Linked DNA regions of Mus musculus: region 2 is linked to region 1. A link is a loop called in an ENCODE intact Hi-C map of the cell type or tissue named here. Cell type or tissue: heart. All regions are shown on one strand. Each heading gives the region's core, and the rest is flanking DNA. Links, peaks and the distances in the headings are about the cores only.

Region 1 (9,313 bases), core at 1,410-6,409:
ACTCTATGAGTTCAAGGCAGCCTGGTCTAAATAGAGAATTCCAGTACATCTTGCGATACATAGGGAAATCCTGTCTCAAAAAAGCCAAGGGGGAGGGGTTGTGGCTCTGAGGAGATGGCTCAGTGCAATGGAGTTGCTCTTGCTGAGGACCTGACTGGCTCAGGTACCCACGTGATGGTTTATAACCTCTGTAATCTCATTCCAGGGCATCCAGCACCCTCTTTGGGCACCAGGCATGCACATGGTGCACTTACATGCAGGCAAACCACATGAATACATGAAATAAAAATAAATATTTAGAGAAAAAGATTCAAGCGCTGTATAAAATAAGAGAGGGAGAGTAGACATCTTTGTCTCGTTCCTGGCTCTAAAGGAAATGCTCTGTTTGTCTCCACTTGATGTTGGCTGTAGGTTGTTGATATAGCCTTTATTGTCTTGAGATATGTCCTGTCCCTAAAGGCTCCAAAACTCTGGGGGCTGGAGAGATGGCTCAGCAGTTAAGAGCACTGGCTACTCTTCCAGAGGTCCAGAACCACGTGGTGGCTCACAAATGTCTGTAATGGGATTTAATTTTCTCTTCTGTGTACCTGAAAACAATGTGTACACACACACACACACACACACACACACACACACACAAAATAAAATATAATATATATATATATATTATATATATATATATATATATATATATATATATATATATATAATAAAATAAACCTTAAAAAAAAGACTTCAGAACTTCCATCATGTTGAACTTTGTTAAATGCCTTTTCAACATCAATTGATATGATTATGTGGTTTCTGTCCTTAAGTGTACTTATATGGTATGTTACACTTAATGATTTGCATAGATTAAATCAACCTTGCCATTCTGAGATGAAATCCTCTCTGCCATAATGTATAATCCTCTTAATGTGCTCCTAAATTCAGTTAGCAGGTATTTTGTTAAGAATTTTTCTATGTTTATCAAACAAATTAGCCTATAGTTTTCTTTTTTCTTTTTCTTTTTCTTTTTCTTTTTTTTTTTTTTTTTTTTTGAGACAGGGTTTCTCTGTGTAACCCTGGCTCCTGGCTGTCCTGGAACTTACTCTATTGACCAGGCTGGCCTGGAACTCAGAAATCTGCCTGCTTCTGCCTCCCAAGTGCTAGGACTAAAGGCATGCCCAGCAGTTTTGTTTTTTCTTCTTTTGTTCTTGTTTTTGAGAAGGGCTTGTGTAGCTCTGGTTGTCCTGGAACTTGCTAGTTCAATCCTCTTGCAAGAGGAGCAGAAGTTCAAGGCCAGGTCTCAGCTGTGTAAGACCTTGGAGAGGGCTGGAGAGGGTTAAGAGAACTGCCTGTTCTTCCAAAGGTCCTGAGTTCAGTTCCCAGCAACCACATGGTGGCTCACAACCATCTGTAATGGGATCTAATGCCCTCTACTGGTGTGTCTGAAGACAGCTACAGTGTACTTGTCATATATATTAAATAAATAAATAAATAAAATCTTTAAAAAAAAAAAGACCTTGGAGAGAGAAAGAGAGGGAGGGAGGGAGAGAGAAAGGGGGATTGGTTTGAGAACATGGCAGAGGGTGGGGTGGGGGAGGAAGGGCATTGAGCCAGGGCCTCACATCTGTTAGGCAAGTGTTCTACCACTGAATGACGTCTAAAAGCAAAAAACGTTGGTTTTTAAAGAAAAATAGAAAGTGCCATTAGCCTGCTACCTGCCCAGTTAAAAGATGAGGCTAGGGCCAGGCTCAGTGTAACCTGTAACCCCAGGGCTAGGGAGATAGGGGAAGAAAGATCAGAAGTTCAAGGCCAGCCTGAGCTACATGAGACCCTGTTTCAACAAAACCAAAGACAAAAAGGAATCCCAAGACTGGTAGTGTTGCTCAGTGTGGTGCATGTGCCCAACATGCACCTGACCCTTGGTTCCATACCCACAACTCAAAAGAGAGTGGTTTCTGAACCTAGAACTCCGGCCACTGGTTTCCTTTCCTGGAAGCTGGTCCTGGGGCGTTCATGGCTGCTCTCTTCAGGACATGGCCCTGGCAGTACAGAGCTGTCTTCAGCTTGCTCTTAGCTTTCACCAGATGAGACCACAGCTCTCACTGGGCAGAGCTGGCCCTTCTGGGCTGAACCTTGTTGCCATAAGGCACAGCTAGCCTTTCTGGAAGGCCTGAGATCTTTCCTGGTTGACAAAGAAAGGACATTGCTACCCTCTGTTCTCAGCTACCCCACCGGGCTGGGCCCTGGAGGAGATGCTGAGCTCAACGATAATTTGGAACTTGAAGATACCAGGCCCAGCATCTCACTAAGACCAGTCCTTCTGGAAGTTCGAGCCCCAGCCAACAGAGGCAAGCTTGTTAGGAATGCAAAGTATCAGACACCACCCTTGATCTAACCAGAAACTCGGGTGCGTGGGGGGTGGGGAGTAGGACACCTAGCTGTCAACACCTGTGTTTTTGCAAACCCCCAGGTGTTTCTGATGCACCCACCCTTGGACGGGAGAACCCTGTTGAGACCAGCTGGTCCAGTCGGTCTGGTGCTGTCACTGTAGTCACCGAGCATACTTGGGTGGGGGAGGGGGAACGGCCTTGCTCTATAGCTCTGCCTCGCCCTCCAGAGAGAGCTATGATTACAGGCGTGGGCCACCACTCCCACTCGAAAGCCCGGGTCCCGGAAACCTTCTAGTGCCATGCAAACAGATAGCTTGCCACCAGGAACTTTGGGTTTTAATAGGTTCTGGTCTAGTTTGCTTTTTGTTGCTATGATAAACACTATAACCAAAAGCTACTTAGAAAAGGGTTTATTTGGCTTGCACGTCCACCTCATAGTCCACGCTCAAGGGAAGCGAGGCAGGAACCGGAAGCAGGAACAGCAGAGGCGCCGGGGCCTACCGACTTGCTCTCCATGGCTTGCTCAGCCTGCTTTCTTATACAACTCAGGACCACCTGCCCAGGGGTGACACACCCTCTGTGGGCTAAGTCCTTCCGCACCAATCATTAATCAAGAAAAATGTCCCTCAGACATGCCCACAGGTCAGTCTGTCAGAAGCCACTCCTCCGTTGAGGTTCCCTCTTTCTAGATGACTCTAGTTTGTCACATTAACAAAACCTAACTAGTACAAGTTGTGAAACAGCTGCCGCCGGGGAAATAAAGAAGTAGTGGCTTAACACAGTTTGCTTGTGTGAGTCGGCGGTGTGGCCTGAGCCATCTCCCCTCTGTTCTTTGTTTGCTCCGATGGCTTAAAGCTACCGAGGAGTCACTGTGTTGGCTTGGTCCCATGTTCTGCTGTCTGATCTAAGGCCCCTCACCCAGCCCAGACCTTGGGTCTCCCAGGCTAGCCGCGTAGCCGAGTAGGAGTTCCCAGGTAGATGGACTTCAGGCGTGGGTCCCCGCCACCAGGAACACAAAACACTGGGAACACAAGAGCTCCCAGATCCAAGGGAAGGAAACAGACTCCAGGGTCTGAAGAGGACTGTCCACCCCATGTTGTAAGAAGTGGATGAGGTTCAAGAGCGGGTGCTGCTGTCTTTGGGAGATACACTCTGTCATTTGTTTCTGTGTGGTCAGCATCCACTGTTGTCCTCTTTCCCTCCTTCTTAGTCCTTTGAGTGATGGGAGCACACGCCGTGCCTGATGTACCGAGACCGCAGCTGGTGGGTGCTCTGCAAACCGACCGGACAGGCGCGGCTCAGAAATCAGGTCTGTGGTACTTGGAGCCTGAGAAACCTTTTGATGTTCCAGAGAGAGGGGCAGATGCGGGCCCCGCAGGGGGTGGGGGCTGAACAGCAGGGCTGGCTTTGCAGTAGTGACCAGAGGGAACTTTCCTAGATACATGAGGACAAAGACCCTTGTGTGGGTGGGGACTTTAAGAATTTCAACCCCACTTCGCGTCCAGTACCCGTACCGGTACCCTGTCCCCTGTCTTTTCAGTTTTCCAGACAGCACATTCTATTTCAGCGAGGGGGTCTGTGCTGTCGTCATTCTTGAGCCTTTATGCCCACACGGAGGGTCTTCCAGATGGTCCAACTTTTTCCGGCAGCAGCTGGCTCCTCTGCAGGGGTCGGCTGCACATTCCTCACCGCCTCCTCGCCCCTCCAGATTTGCAGCTTCCTACCCTTCCTCCGTGGGAGCACTTTCTGAACCTGTGCAAATTAGAGAGAAGTTGTAGCTCTCCTGGGTGTTGCGGACTATGTCACAACCCACACTGTGTAACCATCGGCAGCCAGCCGTCCTGCGGCTCAGCCGGGCTTCAGAGAGCACACTGGTAGGTCTTCCAGGAGCCTTGCGGCTCTGCCTTGGAAGAGGAAGGCGATCTTGTGAGCTTTGATGCCATCTAGTGGACACATTCAGGCCTGCAAGGACTGACTTCTGCTTTTGGTCCCACATTTTCCTTTTGGACCTCCTGTTTGTTTCCTTTTCTAAAATCTTCATTATGTTTCTTTCTGTGTGGTAAGGATTCTCACCACTGTCTGAGTGGGTGACAAGGACAACTTGCAGGAGATGATGCTCTCTTCCATCATGTGGGCTCTGGGGATCCCACAGATTTGGCAACAAGTGGCTTTACCATTGAGTCAACTTGCTGGTCCATTGGCCAGGTCTACCAGTGAGCCCCTCCTCCCTCCTCCCCTTCCCTCCTTCATCTCCATCATCTCCACCACCACCTCCACCACCACCATCATCATCACTGTCATCACCCTTCCTTCTCTTCCTCCTCCTCTTCCTCCTCCTCCTCCTCCTCCTCGACCTCCCTCCTTCTTTGAGACAAGGTCTCAGTAGACAGCTCAAGCTAGTCTCAAATTCATGCTCCTCCTCTTGAGAGGTAAGATTACAGGGTGGTACCAAAAGTCTGTTGTTCATGATGAAGCAGAGGAAACAATACAAATGCCCTGCACTAGAGAAGCTTCTACCAACCACACTGCAGGACAGTGTAAGCTGGGCACGGTGGTTCACATCTGTAACCCCGCATTCAGGAAGCCAAAGTGGGGGGATTGCTTTGACTTTCAGGCTACCCCTGAGTTCCAGGCCAGTGGGCTCTGGTCTCCCCTTTCTCTATCTCCAAACATCTGCTCTTATTTGTTCATTTACTTTTTGTTCTTTGGGGTTTGTTTGTTTGTTTGTTTGTTTTGGATGATGTTTGTTTGGTTTTGAGACAGGGTATCTCTATGTAGTTGTACTGGCTGGTTTTGTGTCAACTTGACACAGGCTGGAGTTATCCCAGAGAAAGGAGCTTCAGTTGGGGAAGTGCCTCCATGAGATCCAGCTGTAAGGCATTTTCTTGGTTGTTGATCAAGCTGGGAGGGCCTATCGTAGGTGGTGCCAACCTTGGGCTGGTAGTCCCGGGTTCTATAAGAGAGCAAGCTGAGCAACCTAGGGGAAGCAAGCCAGTAAGCAACAGCCGTCCATGGCCTCTGCATCAGCTCCTGCTTCCTGACCTGCTTGAGTTCCAGTCCTGACTTCCTTGGTGATGAACAGCAGTATGGAAGTGTAAGCCGAATAAACCCTTTCCTCCCCAACTTGCTTCTTGGTCATGATGTTTGTGCAGGAATAGGAACCCTGACTAAGACAGTAGTCCTGGCCATCCTAGAACTCACTGTGTAGTAGACCAGGCTGGCTTTGAACTCACGGAGATCTGACTGCCTCTGCCTCCCAAGTGCTGGGATTAGGGCATGCTTGGTACCATCCACACTTTCTTTCAAGTTCCCTAAGCATCTACTTAGTTTTCAACCTGCCCAGGCCCCTGGAGCTGAAGCCAGGTGTGTGAGCCTTCCTGATGTCACTGGTGACACCTGGTTCACATAAAAGGCCACATCAGCACGCCTGTGCAGGAACAGCATCAGGACCAGCTGTGAGTCAGGGTGTGACTGCTAACAGGAGTTTCCACATGAAACTGAGAGTTTCGTGAGGAAGACAGTTGTTCTGCGCTGAGTCTTTAAGGTAGGCGGGGACTCAGGAAATGCAGTTGGCTCCCACCATGCTGTTCCAGGCTCTGCAGAGTGGAATGGTTATTTTTGTGTCATTCTGAGAAAATATCCGATGGGACAATGTGAAGAATGGATAACTAGCCGGGCGTGGTGGCGCACACCTTTAATCCCAGCACTTGGGAGGTAGAGGCAGGCGGATTTCTGACTTCGAGGCCAGCCTGGTCTACAAAGTGAGTTCCAGGACAGCCAGGGCTACACAGAGAAACCCTGTCTCGAAAAGAATGAATAACTAGCTGGACGATGGGTGGTGGCTCATGCCTTTAATGCCAGCACACTGGAGGCAGAGATGGGTGAATCTCTGACTTAGAGGCCAGCCTGGTCCACAAAGCAAGTTCTAGGACAGCCTAGGCTACACAGAGAAACTTCATGTCAAACAAAAAAACAAAAGGAATTATTGATTCAGTTTTCCACCCATAGTTCTTTATCTCATCAATTTTGGGTCCCTGTGAGGCAGAGGCAGAGGGGCTTAGGGGCTTAGGGGCAGAGGGGCAGAGGGGCAGAGGGGCAGAGAGGCAGAAAGAGGCAGAGAGGCAGAGAGGCAGAGGCAGAGAGGCAGAGAGGCAGAGGCAGAGAGGCAGAGAGGCAGAGGCAGAGAGGCAGAGGGGCAGAGGGGCAGAGGGGCAGAGGGGCAGAGAGGCAGAGAGGCAGAGGGGCAGAGGGGCAGAGGGGCAAAGAGGCAGAGAGGCAGAGGGAGAGAGGCAGAGGGGCAGAGAGGCAGAGGGGCAGAGGGGCAGAAGGCAGAGAGGCAGAGAGAGAGGCAGAGAGGCAGAGAGGCAGAGAGGCAGAGAGGCAGAGAGGCAGAGAGGCAGAGAGGCAGAGGCAGAGGCGAGTATCGTGGCCAATGGGCTGTGTGTAGGAAGAGCAAGGTTGTTTACCTCTAGCTAGATGGAAAAGTAGAGACAGGAAGGGACAGGGCTTGCTGTAACTTTCAAAGGTGCCTGCCCCCAGTAACTGGTAACCTACTTCCTCTAGCTAGGCTCCACCATTTCCCCAAAGCACCAACAGCCAAGGACCAACTCCAGCGTTCGATCCAGAGGAGACACCCCAAGGGGTTCTTCCCTCCTGCAAGCAGGGAGAACACACCCACTAGCCCATTTCCTCCTGAACTTGTGCTGGGGACAAGCTAACTGGACGTGACTCTCACTTCTTTTTTTTTTTTTTTTGGTATTTCCAGACAGGGTTTCTCTGTAGCCCTGGCTGTCCTGGAACTCACTCTGTAGACCAGGCTGCCCTCGAACTCAGAAATCCACCTGCCTCTGCCTCCCAAGTGCTGGGACTAAAGGCGTGCGCCACCATGCCCGGCATGACTCTCACTTTAAGGGGGTGGTGTACTCTGGACTTCACCTCATGCCGCCTCATCTTCCTCCTCAGAGGGGCTGCCTCCTCTGGGGAACTACTACAGTTTGAGAAGTGGAATCTATTCCAAAATTCAGGCTAACATCCAATCCGCAGCTCAACAAGTCACCTAATGGGTGAGTGCTCAGGAGCCTCCCCAGTAGGCAGGATCCTCAGAGAGGAGCTAGAAATCAGAGGAAGGGGCCTCTTGGCCTCAATCCCTCTGGCTTGGAGGACACACAGGTGTCTTCCCTGGAGGAGCCTCTCCAGATGCCAAACTCCACATCTTGATCTTGGCCTTCAACCCTCCAGAACAGTGGTTTGGTTTGCTTTGGTTTGGTTTGGTTTGGTTTGCTTTGCTTTGGTTTGGAGACAGAGTTACATAGCCCAGATTAGCTCTGAATTTACTCGGTTGCTGAGATCGTCTGATCCTCCTGTCTCCGCCTGCCCTGTGCTGTGATTATAGATGTGTAACCCTGCCGATTTTTGCCACCCTGAGGATCACAGGCCTTCCTGCATGCTAGACAAGCACTCTACCATGGCGCTATGTTCCCTAGACCTCCAGCACTCTGAAAACAGACTTGATTTGATTACATACCACAAGTAAACAGTAGCACAGATGAAGAAATACCCTCCTCAGATTCCTCACCAACTAACCAACCTTCTCCCCAGCCCCACAAGGTGGAGTGCCTGCATCTTCCAAGGACTCCCCTTGCTCTGTGGGCCTCCAGGTTCTGACAAACTCAAAATGTCCGCTAGAACCTATCCCTCCTCCCTGGCCAGCCAGAATTAAGAAGCCACTCCAACAGGCAGCAGGTACATTAGAGGGATCTCTACAGAGGCTCCCTCCCCACCCAGCTCCCTTCCTGTGAGGTCCCCAGCAGGACCAGGACTAACTCCAGCACCCTCTGCAGCCTCACCACCACCCACCACCCACCCCCTTGCACTAGCGGGAAGTTGCCTGGGTCTGGCTCCATTACGGGTCTCGACACAAGGTTGTGTTGGGCCTGGGTAGGGCAGCCCTTCCTGGTTGCCAGAGCTGCAGCGGTGTCTGAGCCACCTTTCCAAGCAGAAACCCAAGAACCGAAGCCAAATAACTACTCTCTATTGATCTGGAACCTCCAATAGGCTCGGTAAACAAGGGAGAATTTAAAAGGGGAATGCTCAGCTGCCATCCCTGTGCTCTACAGTGACTGTGGTTCTTCCACTCTGACCAGCTGGTCTCCGGGCCTCCCACACTCAGGGAGCGCGGCATCCATGGGGTGGATCGGCCGCCACAGGAGTGGGAGGGGTGGATCGGACGCTAGCACAAAAGCCACCACTTCCGCCGGGTGCGCGGTCCCTGCCCGCTCCTCCCAGGGCACAGGTCTCCGGAGCACTCCTCACCCATTTAGTGGTCCAAGAGTTCCCCACTGGCTTCCCAGGAATTAAGTGTCAACGAAAGTATGCTTCCTTTGTGCAATCAAGAAGACACGCGCATAGGGTCTGTGGATCTGGGTCACCCCTCCCGCTCTGGTCTGGGGACTGTGCGCCCCAGGCTCTCAAGATGGCCACCAGAGGGCTCACGAGCGCCGCCACGAGGGCTCGACGCCCTGCGCCCCTGGGCGCAGGACCCAGGTCGGGGTGCTGAGGAAGATCAGACCCGGGCCGTTTACTCAGTGCCCCTACCTAAGGCGGTCAAGTGATACTGGCACTGTGGAGGGACCATCATGAGGACCCTCTCTAGGACCCGAGCTACTGGTGACCACCAGCCCGAGAACACAGTTAGTTGGGTCATTGTGCGACCTCCATGGTGGTGGTGGAGGGGGCAGCTAATCCTCCTGAAACTGGGTCTCAGTTTGCTGTGACAGCAAGCACTATCCGGGTATGATTCCAAGGCTCCCTCCAGCGGGCAGTGGAGTAGACGTGGCCTGGAGACCCTTGGTGGCTCTAATCCTGCAGGGACTTGTCTCAGAGGCTGGCATCTGAGGAGCCTCCTGGTCCTAGTGCACTCCTTACCCCAGATTGAG
Region 2 (9,313 bases), core at 1,650-6,649, 330 kb before region 1:
GGCCCAGCTGCTGCCCTCTCTACTCATTCCCTAAGGGCTCAAGGCAGAGGCTTGGATGTCTGTTACCTCAGGTTCCAGCGCTTAGACCCAACTGACACCAGCTAACCCCAACTGACCCAGTTGGCCCAGAAAACAATATTTGTATGTTGCTTTTACCATGTATGGCAAATGTCTGTTTTATAAGGTTACTTCCAACCTATTTCCTGTTTTCAGCACTTATTACTACAACATAAGTAAACACGTGCATGACTCTGGGGGGGGGGGGGAAGAGTACTGTAAGCTTAGATCACAGCCGTGCATAATCACTGCAAGAGCCAGCTATCTCTCCAGCCACGCCCAGGCAGTTTCTTATTCCGTAACTTCAAGCGCCTGCATTGGCTTCACATTAGGGAACAGATGACCACCATGAGCCAGGTCTACAGGTCTGGGTCACACCACCATAGCTGGAGACAGCTCAGCTCTAGTGCTTGCTGGGCTGTGGCCCCAGCTGAGGTTCTAGCAGGCTCACCATCACCTTGGCTGGCTCAGCAGCACTGTGAAGAACACACAGTGTGGCCGTTCTCACATTCTCATTTCCCTCTCTATATAACAGGGAAGGCCAAGCTGTGGGCGTGTAAGGCTAGGCACAGGAGAGGGCACACCTGGCCCCAGGCACGTATATAGATGATAGGTGGAGTCCTCCGTCCTCCCTTCTGTCCTCCACGCTGGGTGTGTGCTCTTAGGGGTGTAGTCTTGCCCCAGCCCCTCCTGATTGCTGCTCTGTTCTTCTTCCTTCTTGCTATGATGTGAAATTCTCTGCTTTACAATACTCTCACCACTGGTCCCCAACATAGATTAGAATCCCTGAAACGATTTGAAAAACAAATCCTTCTTCCTTTGAGTTATATTAGACGGTCTAGTCCCCCAGCTATGGGAAAGCTAACACGAGCTGTGGGTTGTTCTGATAGACAGGAAGAGGCTGGACGTTTCCCTTGGCATATGAGGAGCTAAGTGCTGGTCCCTGATCACCCCAGCACTGGTGATAAAATTGCAGGCACATCTCTCTCTGTCTTTCAGCCAGCTGCTCCTGAACCAATGACAGGAGATGATGTATTCTTTCTACCCACCTGATGCTCATGAACCCTGAGATGCCCTAGGAGAGTGATTTTCAACCTGTGGGTCTCAACCCCTTTGGGGGGGCCAAGTGACCCTTTCACAGGGGTCACCTAAAACCACCAGAAAAAAATCAGATATTTATATTACTATTTATTTTTTTAAAACCTTTTTTTATAAGATGTATTTATTTATTATATGTAAGTACACTGTAGACACACCAGAAGAGGGAGTCAGATCTCATTACGGATGGTTGTGAGCCACCATGTGGTTGCTGGGATTTGAACTCAGGACCTTTGGAAGAGCAGTCAGGTGCTCTTACCTGCTGAGCCATCTCACCAGCCCTATATTACTATTTATAACAGTAGCAAAATTACAGTTATGAAGTAACCAGCAATGAAATTAATTTTATGGTTGAGAGTCACCCTAACATGAGGCACCATATGAGAGCCACTGCTCTAGAATATTCCATGGGTACAGGGAAGCCCAGAGGCTAATTATCCCCCAGGCACTGATCTTTCCATAACCCACAAGGGTTCCATCTTGTTAGATTTTTTTTTCTGCCTATCCAGAACTTTCTAGATTCGTCACGAATTGGTATGTGTTCTGGCGTTTCTCTGGCTGTTGATTTGTAGCCTTACAGTCTTGTACTCATCCAGGATATGGAAATTATTTTAATGTTGTATCCTTGTACGAGAGGATGTCCCATGGGCTGCTGAGACGAGTAAGTACTATACAGCATTTGAATGAAGTGCTCTATAGATGTCTGTTAAGACCATGTGGTGTACAATGTCATTTAATTTGAATGTTTCTGTATATTTTGTGGTGAGGGGATGACCTATTGGTAAGAGTGTGGTACTGAAGTCACCCAGTACTATCATGCTAAGGTTAATCTGTGACTTTCCATCTAAATAGCATGCGTTTTATGAGATTGTGTGTACCTGTATTCAGGGCACATACATTTAGAATCATAATGTTCCCCCGATGGATTGTTGTTTTGTTCGAAGTCTATTTTATCAAATTTTACAACAGTTTTGTGCGTTCTCCTGTGTTTATCTGTAATCTATTTCTTTCCCTTCATCGGTAAATTTGTTAGGTTCCCCAGGTCTCCGCGCATCAGCTAATAAAGATGTTGGCTGGGCTGTAGACTGCACCTTGCCACCCCCGCTGCATTTCAGAAGATCCCCTCGTGGTGGCAACCGTCAGCTCTAAGTTCTGACTACTCATACCCCGTGCTCATTTGTGGTTAGCATCATTTCAACATCTATCTCACACACATTTCCTTTGCCAGCCAGTCCAACCTCCCAGGAAGGAAACGGGCACTGTGCACCCTCGGGGCCTGGTGCTTCGTTCAGAGTCTACATCCTTGGCTACAGGGGACCCAGTGAGCGGAGAAAATGTTGGATTGGTCCCCAAGGAAAGGGGAAGATGGCCATCCAAATGGAAAGACCAGCAGGTGAGGTTGTAGGGAGAGAGAGAGAGAGAGAGAGAGAGAGAGAGAGAGAGACGAAAGCATTCAGGGCAGCTGGAGATCTGATTACAGAAATGGAAGACACAGGAATTCAAGAAGCTACCAGGAAGGTCACATGGATGTTTATTAAATAGAAAAGAGGAAAAAGAAGAATAAAAGATTGCCAAAACCATATTTCCAAGGGTTAAAAAAAATTGGAATGCCAAAGAAATGCCATGCTCTGTTATCTTTATAACACGGGGCACTATATGTATGTACACTGTATTATGTATGTATGTATGTACACTCCGTATGTACACGGAGATATGTACACGAGCTTTGTTGCGGGTGGCGTTCCTCACCACGTGTACAGTAGCATTGCTGGAAGGAAGGTCTTCAAAGCTGGCAGAAGGCTGGAGGAGAAGCGGGAGCCCTGCACTACCCCTGCGGGGCTCTGTGGACCCCAAAACAAGGGTGGGGACTCAAGCCTGGGGACACTGAGAAAATTAAGCAAAAGTCAAACCTGGGCCCCATGCTTCAGTTTAAGCCAGGAAAGTCTAGAATCTTTCCAAGGGCTGAGATAGTCCGAGCAGTCTCCAAGAACACTTGTAATCTTTAGAATGGGCTGGCAATGCCTCCGTACCCCCGGGCCCCCACCCGCCCGCCCTCCACCCCCCACCCGCCCTCCACCCCCCACCTGTGCTTGGACTTGGGCATATGGGGTCCCTGTGAGAAGGAGTGAGAAAAGTAAGCCCCCGATGTCGTCAGAGAACAAGAAAATGTACAGCAGTTAATTTAACAGACAAAAGCCAACGGCAACACCAAAACAGTAATCCACAACACAACGCGGCCTGCTCTTAATACAGTGATGCTGCCAGCATCTTCCAAAACAAAAGAGCTCCCGGGTGCAAGGGAGCCAGCCCGGGAAGAGCCCGCGACTACTCCACAGGAAATCGCGGGATTCTCACAAGCCCCAACGTCATTTGTCTCTGCTTAAAACTTGCCCCCTCCTCTACTCCTTGCTGGCTCCTGGGCTGGGGCAGGCAGTGTACTCGTTCAGAAATAAAAATCCTGCCAGAGTCGCAGAAAAGCGTCAGGAAGAGGTCTCTGCCCCTCCCCCACACCAGCAGACCAATCCGGAGCCGGGGGGCTGCAGTAGCTCTGGATAGGGGGATGCAGTGGGAATTCTGATCCCACAGACCCCAGGAGAGGGCAACCGGTGTGCACAGTGGACGGAGTTGAGGAGGGGTGACTGGCCAGGGTGAGGACAGCAGTTTTGTGGCTTTGAGTTGTCCCCACACTGGGGTGGGGGCTTCTCAGTGACATAGCTTACCAAGAGTCACCAATGCTCCATAGACTCACTGGGTCCCAGACTTAACTTTAGTGGAGTCATTTCTTTAGTCTCCCTTGGGGGGTTGTGGCATACCGAACTAGTGTTTGTTTTTGCCAGGAAGAGTCTGGGCTCTCCCAGTGGGGCTGTGCTTGACTGGGCTTGGACTCTCTAGACTCTTGGCTTTGGCAAGGTTGGGGGAAATGACGGACTGGCCTGATTTCTATACTGTAGATAGTTAAATGGAAGGGCATTGCTGTAACAAGACTGTAGTCACTCTGATGGGATGCACAGGACCACTCTGGTTGGGATTCATTGTGTCCTGGTGCATCGTGGGATTGAGGCTGGGTCATACTCTGAGTGGAAGTATACACTGCCTCTGTGAGCATTCAGCTCTCAGAAACTAACAGGAAGAAAGATGAAGAAGACTCTAAGTCCCTTGCTCACCACTTAGATGACCTCTTCACAATACCACTGTCCAAGATGACCTCCACATCCTCTACTACCTGGGCACAGAACTCTCTAGCAGGAGACAGAGCTCCTGGTAGGTGAAGAAAAGGTCTTCCCGAGCTTGCTGTCACTGGTGGAGGCTGGATACTGTAGGGATGTGACCTACAGGGCATCTTTGATCTGAGCTCAGGACCTGAGCACTTTAGCACTGAAAGAACGCTTGCTAACTGCAGAGCCTCCCTCACAGCACAGGGAGTGAACCTCATCCCAGGGCTGGCAGATGGTATCCTGGCTCCCTGCTTCCACTAGAGGGAAACCTTGCTCTGCAATCCGACGCGCTTCTGCCTGGGAGTAGGAGATGCAGTGGCCAGCTGGTTCTCTAAGTCCAAGCCCTCTCCAACCACAGAACAGACAGTCCCAGCTTTCTTCATGCAGGTCATTTACCATCACTAAGGCCTTGCATTTTTAATCTTAAGGTCAAAGGAACACTCATTCAATCTCTTTCTTGCTTCAGGACCCTTGGGCCTTTGGGGGGATTTTTCTGGTCTTGGGGTTTCAGCCCACTCTATGCTGGCCTTAGACCCGATGTGTGGATGGCTTTTCTTTTGCACATCTTAATCCTTTTCCGTCTAGGGGACGTGCTAACCATGTAGCTAATTGGCTTCCTATGTCTCCTATAGCTGAGTTCTCCCCGCTGCTCCTCAGCCCCCAGCATCCTACACCCCACGATTTGCAGCCTCGGTCCTGTGAGGGAGTGTAGGACCTAGATCCCATGAGCCAGGCAGCTCCGGGCACCGACTCTGTCTTGAGCTGCCATCTGCTTCCATCTTCCATTCGGGACCTGCAGAAGCCAGGGGGGCGGGTGAGCTCAAGGATTCAGGAGGGCCATGGAGAAATACTGCTCTCATCCTTCGGAGGACGTTCATCATCCCTCCCTGTGACTTCTGAGAGGTATGTGTCTCAGGGAGAAGCCTCTGGTCTCCTTGTGAAAGCTTAACAAAAACTCCCCACAGGTTGCTCACAGAACAGCAGATGAACTGAGCTGAGCGGCACCTGGGCCACGCCCCCTTTGGGGGCGGGTCGCTGGGGCTAGACACAGGTCAGGGCCACGGAGGCAGGGAGTAGACCGTGCCCTCATCACTTCCTTTGCTTCTCTCCAGGGCAGCCAGAGACTTGACCCAGGCAAGATTTGGCAGTCTGAGGGTGGGGGGTGGGTCATCTCATAGTGGCTTCCTGGCCGCAGTCTGGGGTCCTCAATGGTCCCTAAAATACACTACACAGTGTTGAATAGTTTTAACGTAACAAAACCTAGAATCACCAGGGAAGTCTTAAAGAGGAATTATTTTAGATTAGATTGGCCTGTGGAGGATTATCTTATTTGTTTAATGGAAGTGAGACGATCCACCCTGAATTTCGTGGGCTGGATCTTGGACTTTTTAAGAGTACATGAAACTGGTTGGGGGTGGGGGAGCATGGACAGCATGGATGCATTTGTTTCTCTGCTGTTGACTGTGGATGTAGTGACTTAGGCACTTCTAGTTCCTGCCATCATGACTCCTCCCTACGATGGACTGTACATAGGCTAGATTATAAACCAAACAAACCAACTTTCCTCTTTCCTGGTGCATGTTGCTTTTTGGTCAGGGTATTTTACCACAGCAACAGAAATGGAGCTACGACAGTAGGCTACCTGGTCCTCTCTCTTGCTCCAGGGTCCTGGTTTGGTAGAAGGAATGGCCACTCTGATAACAATGCCACATTAGATCCTGGCAGTGCCACAGTCTCTGTGGATTTTCTCTGTGTGCCTGTGATGTCTGCCCCTGGCACTCATAGCCAGGGCATGGTCTTCTGAGTTATTTCCCAAGGTTGGGACAGCAGCCCTGAGCTATGCCACCCAGGCAGCTTTGTCACTAAGGAGCCCTGGTGCCACTAAGCGCTTTCTGGGTCCAAAGCCCTGCTTTCTAGATAGCTGGTGTTCAGTAAATGAACTCTGGTCACCTAGAACCAATGGCCTGCTTGGACTGTGAGGAGTGAATTAGCCACTGTCTATCGGCTGAGAATGGTTATGCTAATCAGGCCTGGCCCAGGGGGCTGATGCTTGGAGCTAGTAGCACCCCTCAGACTCACTGTTCTGGGGGCTCCTAAAGTCTACCCACACCATCCACCTGGAATGAGGGGGTGCTAGGGAGGAAACAGCTTCCCAAGCTCACAAGCCCCTGTATTAAGCCATCCCACACTAGAACTCATGGTGACACTTGTCACTCAGGAAAGTCCCACTCGAGTCTGGTTCATGTCACTAAACAAGCAATACAAATTACCATCTCCTTCCAACTCCCCCGGTAGCCACCCCCAGCAGAAGCCAGGGAAATAGACTTCTCCCTCGCTGTGGGGGCCGCTCTTGCCAGGCCTGTCATCACTAGCTCTGTGGGATGAAGGGCTGTGGGCGGACATCGTGGGAGGGCACACTGACCCATCAGTCCCCTTTCTGGTACAGCTTTGCTACCAGAGGTAGCCTCCTTGGGAGCAGTGATCTGCTGTGGAGAGAACCAAGCCTGGCCCCGTACCCCAAGACAGGGGCTGAGAACAAACAGAGCAACAGAAAGAAACACAGGAAGAACTAGACCCCTTGGCAGGTGTTCCAAAGGTACAACTCGTTCCCACACAGCCTTGGAAGAAACTGATGGATAGACACAGGGTAGGGCAGGCGAGCCAGCCCAGAGTCAGGGCCAGAAATGAGTACATCATGGGACTCCATCTCTTCATGATGTCGGACTTCTAAAGATTGCAATTAAGAAGGCTGGTGGGGTGGGGTGGGGTGGGGTGGGGTGGGGTGGGGTCTTGGAACCCCAGAGAAACAGGAGCTGCTTTTCAAGAGCCTCCATCCACCAAGGCAGAAAGTGGACGGCTCCTTTCTTTAGCCCTGGCCACACTGTGACAGAGTTTCAGGCAGATGATGAGGGACCCACTGATGGCTCAAGGCCAGCATGACCGGGAACTGAGCCCTGGGTCTGTCCCACATGTTAGTTCTTCCTATGTTAGAATAAGATGGAGAGAGATGTAAGTAGCCACCCGGACGCCATCAGTTTGAGTCGGCCTTTCTCTTAATTTCATATCGGTACCTTCCCACTTCCTGATGTTTGCTCTGCCTAGTAAGGATCTGGCTCTGTACTGATCAGTCCCAGGTTTGCTGCTTAAAGGGGCACATGCCCCGCCAACAACTTCAGCCTCACGATGCGTCTTCTTGCAGCACACATGAACTTCAGGTCAAAGTCCCCAACCTGATGATGTCACTCTGCAGGTCTCACGGTTCAAATGCAGTCCAGTCTCCAACGTCCCCCAGGACTTGCTTGGGCAAGGCTATTTACATTTCATGAGTCCCAGTGCATCTGACTATTCACAGGATTCTCGAGTGATATCCACGTGTTTGGCAATGGGTGGGAAGCCCAGACTCCACTGGGATGTCAAGAAACAGTAACAAACGGATTCCATCATCTTCCTCAAAACAAACCATCTGGATTCAGAAACACATGCATGTCAGGGGGAAAAAAAGGAGAGGGGACGAGAGACCATAGTAAATATATCCAAGAGGGCTGCTGGTCTGCAGCCATTCATAGCTTGGTCTGGTCATTTTGCATATAAACATTCAGATACTAACAGTAGCATTCCAGAAGTAGAGTGGGTGCCACCTCCCCACTACCCCCAGTCAAATCACAAAGTCACACCCAACAACTCGAACACTGGGGTGTTATCAGACTCCTGGGGGAACCTAAGAATTTTTTACACACTAGGCTATCACCTGGCCTTTCCACACTGGCAACCCCACCCTGACACTGCCCCTGGGAGACCACCGAGCAAATACAGGGAACCATGTGGTCAAGCAGGGCGTGAGGACCCAGAGGAAGTGTTCCGTGAAGTCCTGACGCCTAGGAGAGTGACTGATCACCTGCATGTGACCTACAGCAGCCCAGCCTGACAGGTCTTGGTGCCTATTCAGTGTGTAGTTGGATAAGCATGCCCAGTATCCCTGGCACTGGCACTATCCTGCCTCTAGCCCAGTCTGATGTTCTGGGCCTGTTCCTCCTGTGCGCTCTGGAGCAGGGAGAGAAGTTAGCCTTGGAGCCTGCTAAGAAAAGCAGGTGTGCTTCCCAAAATAAATAGTATTTTGTAAGTACTCCCTTTCTACCCCAATCTGAGAAATGGCAGAAGAGAATATATGAAGGTCCTTGTGCCTAGAGCCACCTGGCGTGGCCCTCACAGGACCCTGGACTTCCCCCGCAGGTCCTGTAGGCTCACAGCTGTTGTGGGATACCCTGATCCTTGTACCCTGTAAGGAAGAAGGAGAGGAGAGGTGGTTAGGGAGACATTCCATTTAGGATTTGTCCAACACGGCCCCAGACCAGAATATACTCATGAGACCTTGCCTATTCTATGAGGACCTTATTGGTACAGGAAGCAGCAAAGATCTACTGTTCACAGGCAAGGCTATTGGCCGCCCAGGAGGGGAACAACTGTCTGCCATAGGTCCAGCCAGCAGGATAACTGGGACAGGATGAGACTGGAGCCCACAGAGTCTTCAGTGCATCGTTGCTAATCATGAGATATTTGCTTTTCAGGATCAGAGATGAGACCCAGGCCCTCACACAGATCCACTAGTGCTCTGGCTCCGGCTGTACCCCTATTCCTCCCGGGGAACGTTGGAGCACTGATGTCAGCATAGACAGTGCTAATCTGATTAGGTGAGATTACAGAGCTAAGATAATGGAGTATACTGATCTGGGACAATTCCATCCAGTGTCTTTGGTCTGAGGGGGAACACCAGGAGCCCCAGCTGAGTCTCTCTCTCTATGTAGTATGGATGCCTGTCAATCTTGGGTGCTGATAATCCAGTGCCCATTAGGGGCATAGGAGCAATACAAGAGAGTGATCAAAGATGGTGCAGATGTTAGGGAGCTGTTTGCTAAGTACTCTTTTCCACAGAAAAGCTAAAAGTG

Evidence for each region. A loop is a pair of places that touch in the nucleus more often than their neighbours do. Peaks named below come from ENCODE experiments on the same cell type or tissue, not always from the same donor. Only the 100,000 strongest peaks of a DNase experiment are listed, where the experiment ranks them.
Region 2: a loop joins it to region 1, with 9 times the contacts of the local background. A loop is called at or near these places in 30 of 42 quality-filtered maps.

Annotation. Positions count from the first base shown.
Region 1 is chr1:180,759,791-180,769,103 of GRCm38, forward strand. Gm38293 (a long non-coding RNA gene) reads right to left here and starts at 8,866. Exons shown (of 2, transcript XR_865779.2): 1 at 8,691-8,866; 2 at 2,774-4,130. In heart, for the core only: a CTCF peak has its summit at 4,325 (motif pointing left); DNase peaks (open chromatin) are centred at 2,421 and 4,281; H3K4me3 peaks cover 1,074 bases; H3K27ac peaks cover 423 bases.
Region 2 is chr1:180,429,718-180,439,030 of GRCm38, forward strand. It overlaps Stum (mechanosensory transduction mediator), which reads right to left. Exons shown (of 4, transcript NM_001081227.2): 4 at 2,656-8,646. The coding sequence ends at 8,612. Among named protein-coding and RNA genes, the nearest start is that of Gm39712, 26 kb to the left of the region's middle. In heart, for the core only: CTCF peaks have their summits at 2,277 and 4,620 (motif pointing right); DNase peaks (open chromatin) are centred at 2,304 and 4,634; H3K4me3 peaks cover 762 bases; H3K27ac peaks cover 936 bases; H3K27me3 peaks cover 4,394 bases.